Regions from separate parts of the Homo sapiens genome. Here region 1 is linked to region 2. The links are chromatin loops, found by intact Hi-C in ENCODE. Cell type or tissue: Calu3. All regions are shown on one strand. Links, peaks and the distances in the headings refer to the core of each region. The heading gives the core; the rest is flanking DNA. Region 1 has its middle 12 kb from the start of PAX7. Region 2 overlaps PAX7 (paired box 7).

Region 1 (2,913 bases), core at 104-2,603, 50 kb before region 2:
GGGAGTTCGAGACCAGCCTGACCAACATGGAGAAACCCCATCTCTACTAAAAATACAAAATTAGCTGGGCGTGGTGGCACGTGCCTGTAATCCCAGCTACTCAGGAGGCTGAGACAGGAGAATCACTTAACCTAGGAGGCAGAGGTTGTGGTGAGCCGAGATCGTGCCATTGCACTCCACTCCAGCCTGGGCAACGAAAGCGAAACTGTCTCAAAAAAAAAAAAAAAAAAAAGAACATAGACTCAGCCAGGTGCAGTGGCTGACACCTGTAATCCCAACACTTTGGGAGACTGAGGCAGGCGGATCGCTTAAGCCCAGGAATTCGAGACCAGCCTGGGCAACATAGTGAAACCACAACTTCTACAAAAAATGCAAAATTTAGCTGGGCATGATGAGGCACACCTGTAGTCCCAGCTATTCGGGAGGCTGAGGTTGGGGGATCACTTGAGCACAGGTAGGTGGAGGCTGCACTGTGCTGTGATTGCACCACTGCACTCCAGCCTGGGTGACAGAGTGAGACCCTGTATCAAAAAAATAAAAATAAAAATAAAGAACATGTATGTAGCCGGGCGCGGTGGCTCATGCCTATAATCCCAGCACTTTGGGAGGCCGAGGCGAGTGGATCACGAGGTCAGGAGATCAAGACCATCCTGACTAACATGGTGAAACCCTGACTCTACTAAAAAATACAAGAAAAATTAGCCGGGCATGGTGGTGTGCGCCTGTAGTCCCAGCTACTCGGAAGGCTGAGGCAGGAGAATGGCGTGAATCTGGGAGGCGGAGCTTGCAGTGAGCCAAGATCGCGCCACTGCACTCCGGCCTGGGAGGAAGAGCGAGACTCCATCTCAAAAAACAAAAAGAACATGTATGTAGACTCTGAAGCCAAACTACCTGAATTCACACTGGCGTCTGCCACTTACCAGATAAGGGAAGTTGGACAAGTTACTTAACTTCTGAGTGTCTCCGTTTCTTCACCAGTATAATTGGGATGATAGTATTTGTACCTATCACAAACAGTTGTTAGGAGAATTAGATGAGCTAATCTATGTAAGTCATTTAGGATGGTTGCTAGCATGAAGCTAAATTTTTGGTGGAATATGGGTTATAGCCTAGAAACATTACACATTGTTGCCTCTTATTATGTGTCCTTGCAATGGCCTGGAGTATTCCATTATATGGATGTTTCATAATATATCTGTCAATATCCTATTGTTAGGAATGTTTACTTTTTTCCAGTTTTCCCTATTAGAAAAAAATATTGTGATGTACTTATATCTTTGCACATATGCGTGGTAAATTCCTAGGCATACAGTGATGTACTAAGGATGGTTCTAAACATTTCTAGAGCTTTTGATACATACTTGCTAAATTGCCCTTCAGAAAGCACAGTAATTTACTCTGCCACACAGTATGTGAGTCACACGTTCCAGACCTCTCAGTCATCCTGATAGTACCATTCTCCCCTTCACAACTGCCACTTAGATAGGCGGGGCATGGCATATCATTGTTTTAATTTGCTTTTCTTTGAGGTTTCTGGTAAGACAGACCATTTTTCATATACTACCAGCCCTCGAGTATGTCTTTCATAAATTGCCTGTCTATGTCCTTTGCCCAGAGATTGTTCATCATCCATATTGATTTGCAAGTGCTCTTTATATAGCAAAGATATTAACCCTTTTCAGCAGAGGCATTGAAAGCATTTAATCTAGTGTGCCATTTGCTGTCAATTTTATTTTCGGTGTTTTATCTTCCCCACCGCGTGTCACTTTGTTTGCCTCAGATCCCAGCCAGGGGAGCCATAGTCTCCTCCCCCTCAGCATCTTCCCTGCCCAGCTCCACCAGCCTTGGGCCCTTTTAAGTCTGCAGCCTGGGGCAGTCTCTTTGATTTACTGTCCCCTACGTAATGAAAAACCCCAGATTGGAAAGTGGTCTATCAGGTCTTTTCAGAAGTCTAAGATGACCCCCAAATCCACTGGGTTCCTACCCCTGCTGGCTGCCTCATAAGGTCACAGGTCATAGGTCATCACGCCCCAATGACCCCCAAAAAGGGATAACTCAAGCCCCCTGGTGATAACAGTTGATGCCAGCCAACTGGTTTGGCTGCTTGCTTCTCTAAATTTCCCTGATAATTTTTGGCGGAATGTAGATTATAGCCTAGGACTGCAAGAGGAAAAATAATATTCAATTGAGGATAAAAGATAAGAGATGCCCCTTACTGAGCCCTGCTAAGTGCCAGCCGCTCTACATGCATTATTATCTCTGCAGCAATCTCCACAAGCTAAGTATCACTGTGCTCATTTCTTAAAAGTGGAAATGGAAGTTCAGAGAGGTTAAGTAACTTGCCCCAAGAAACCCAGCTCCTGAGGATTGAAGCCAAGATTAAAATTTAGCTTGTCAGATTTCAAAACTTGTGTCCTCTTCCTGAGCCCCACTCACCAGGTTTAACCCCGGCTTTGCCACATGCTTGTTTTATGACACCAGAAAACCCCTTCACCACACTAGTCCCCAGGTTTCTTTCATCTGGGGATAATAACAGCTTGCCTCCATACCATGCAGTATCAAGAAGAGAGCCAAGGTTTTTAAAAAACATGGACATGAAGACTCCATAACTGTAAACTGACAGTTTACCTTTGACAAAGGCACACATGGCACCTTCTTAGATGAATTCTCGGAATATAGCCATTAATTCACTTTCAATCTTACAACCTGTAACAGTCATATATAGTCAGATACTTATATTTACAGGATGGATTGCCAACCCCCCTTCCCATTCCCACAAATTGTTTTCATTTATTCAACAGATATTCACAGTTTTCCAGGTCCTGTGGGAGACAAGACTGTCTGTGACCTCGAGGAGCTCACACTGATCCACAGATGCACACACATACACACACATGCATTCTCACCTCCATT
Region 2 (2,913 bases), core at 174-2,673:
GTGGTAGAGTCAGGGATATGGTGTCAATGACCTTCCTGCATCACACCCAGGAACTCTGGCCCACCTGCCTACTTATGTGGGATCCCTGTCCCTAAGCTAGCCTAACCAGCACTGGGGGTTGATGAAGGTCCAATCTTTGCTTTCCTCATTCCCCAGCCAAGGCCAGTAGGACACATGCCCTCTCCCCAGCTCCCAATCCTCCCTTTCCTCTGAGGAATTAGCTACATGCCTCCCAGCTGAGCCATCAAAGGATGCTTCCTCTACATCCCAGTCTCCTAACCATGCTGCCTCTGGAACCGAGTAAAATATGGGAAACTTCCGGGCAAAACCCAGGAGCCCAGGAGCAGGGGTTCTCAGCCTTGGCTGCACACGAGATTCATATGAGGGAGCTTTCACAAATCCCAGTGCCCAAGATGCACCACAGCCCCATTAAATCAAAATGGACAGGGGGTGGGGCAGTATTTTTTAAAGCTCCTTGAGTGATTCCAAGGAGCAGCCCAGGCTGAGAAGTTCTGGCCCAGAGTCAGAGCTGTGGATATTCCAGCCACATTAGATGCCTGAGCCACACCCTCTGAATTTCAACGTCCTGGCCCACACAAAGCAGGCACTGTCAGGATCATCTCACAGAGCTGTAAGGCAGGCAAGAAGAGAAAGCAGTGTGAGGCAGCAGTGCCTGGCACCTAGTAGGTGCTCAGTAAATGCTTGTTAAAAATAATAACAATGGCCAGGTGTGGTGGCTCACACCTGTAATCCCAGCACTTTGGGAGGCCAAGGCAGGCAAACTGCTTGAGGTTAGGAGTTAGAGACAATCCCTAGCAACATAGTGAGACCCCATCTTTACAAAAAATTTAAAAAAAATTAGCTGGGCATGGTGGCATGTACTTGTGGTCCCAGCTACTCAGGAGGCTAAGGTGGGAGGATGGCATGAGCCTGGGAGGTCGGGGCTGCAGTGAGCCTTGATCTTGCCACTGCACTGCAGCCTGGGCAACAGAGTGAGACTCTGTTTCAAAATCATAATAATGACATAACAATAATAATAACAGCTCTCATTTTTGCAATGCCTACCTGGTACCAGATACTTTGCATGCATTCACATAAACTTTTCTCTGGACCTGAATGATTCCTGGGATTGGCACCACATTTCCCAAGAGGAGGGCTGCCTTTGTCCTGGTTTGAGGCAGGCGGGTGTGTCTGGAAGCCCTGGAGCAGGACCCTGGCTGGTTCTTGTTTGGACACATCTTAGGTAACCTTCAGCAAACAGTGACTCAGCCGCCTTGGCTATAGATGAGTTCTTCCCAGGCCAGGCCTGGCTTCCTCAAGTTTCCTCCTGCAACATGTCAGGGCCCAGGAGGATGTGCTAAGCACCTGTGTTGGTTTTCCTTGGGGGCCCTTGGGAGGGATCGGGGGCCAAGGGACAGGGGTCTCTCCTTTCCTTCTGCTTTCTGAAGTGCTTGTTTTGCTGGAGCATCTTCCTGCCTGCTAGATGCTGGGGCTCAGAGAGGCAGAGTGAGCAGCCCAAGGGCACCAGGATTCAAACCTAGTCCTCAGTCTCTAAAGCTATATTCTGCTGGCAGCCTCTGGTTCCACATAGCAGGGGAGTAGAGGAGGAATCCATAGCCTCTTTAGAGCTCCACAGCTGGTGTCCCGAGTCAGTGGCCTTAGGATTTAGCAAAAACAGTGACCATATGGTGGCACCCTCAGGAGATCTGCTGTTGGCCACCCCTTCACCCCTTACTGATAAACCCCTAGAGTGTCTGAGAACCAGTCCCAGCTCCCTCACTGACTGCCGTGTGACCTCTAGCAAGTCACATTCCCTCTCTGGGCTCAGTATTTGCATCTGGAAGACAATGAGTTGGGACTAGGTTATCTCTCAGGTTGCTTCCAGCTTGAACCGACTCTTTTGATGCAGAGAGGATGTCTCAGACATTGGAGACAAAGTCCGTACTGGGGGAAGCTGTCCCAAAAAGGAAGGCTGGTGCCTGCCCCAGACCTGAGTACAATCCCATACTCTGCTGCTTAGAAGCTTTGAGACGTGGACAGTAGCTTGGCCTCTCTGAGTTCTGGCTTCTTTATCTGCAAATGAAATGATAATGGTTGCAACATAGTTGTAATGGATAAAGGAGCTAATCCACAAAAAGCCCTTAATAGGGAGGCCAAGGCAGGTGGATCACGAGGTCAGGAGTTCGAGACCAGTCTGGCCAACATGGTGAAACCCCGTCTCTACTAAAAATACAAAAATTAGCTGGGCGTGGTGGCACGTGCCTGTAGGCCAGCTACTCGGGAGGCTGAAGCAGGAGAATCATTTGAACCCAGGAGGCAGAGGTTGCAGTGAGCCGAGATCGTGCCACTGCACTCCAGTCTGGGTGACAGAGTGAGACTCCATCTCAAAAAAAAAAAAAAAAAAAAGAGCCCTTAACAGCTCCTGGTACATAGGAAGCACTTTTTATGAGCTGAAATTATCACTGATGAGGATTTCTCTGCATCTTAGACCCCCTGCCTATAAATAGTACCTACCTTGTAGAGCCATGGCAAGGCTAAAATGAAACAGTAAGTGCCTGTAGCTTGGTGTCCAGCAAATGATCCCAACTATTGTAAAATCAATTATTTGCATGGGTGTGGCTGAGTCTCCTGTTTCCAACCCCCATCATGAGAGCAGAAACTAAGGAGTGGAGCATTGCAGGGCAGGATGGAGGTGGCTTTTGTTTGCCCTGCCCAGGGTGCCAAAGACATTCAGTTCCCAAAGTCCTGAGTGCCCAGGCCCAGGGGACCTGTCTGCGCCCCTCCCACCTCCTCGGCTGTGGCACTACCAGCCCTAGCCCAGGCCTTGTTCTCCACTAAGCACCTCTCCACTCTCTTGCTTTCCCTCGGGCCTGAGCTCTCAACCCCTAATTCATGAAACCTGTTGACTCAGGG

What was found. Hi-C counts contacts between places; a loop is a spot of excess contacts. Peaks named below come from ENCODE experiments on the same cell type or tissue, not always from the same donor. Only the 100,000 strongest peaks of a DNase experiment are listed, where the experiment ranks them.
Region 1: a loop joins it to region 2, with 2.9 times the contacts of the local background. A loop is called at or near these places in 1 of 110 quality-filtered maps.

Annotation. Positions count from the first base shown.
Region 1 is chr1:18,617,305-18,620,217 of GRCh38, forward strand. No RefSeq gene overlaps it. Among named protein-coding and RNA genes, the nearest start is that of PAX7, 12 kb to the right of the region's middle. In Calu3, for the core only: no CTCF peak of the experiment used is centred there; a DNase peak (open chromatin) is centred at 1,447.
Region 2 is chr1:18,667,697-18,670,609 of GRCh38, forward strand. All of the region lies in intron 4 of PAX7 (paired box 7), which reads left to right. Among named protein-coding and RNA genes, the nearest start is that of PAX7, 38 kb to the left of the region's middle. In Calu3, for the core only: no CTCF peak of the experiment used is centred there; a DNase peak (open chromatin) is centred at 1,255.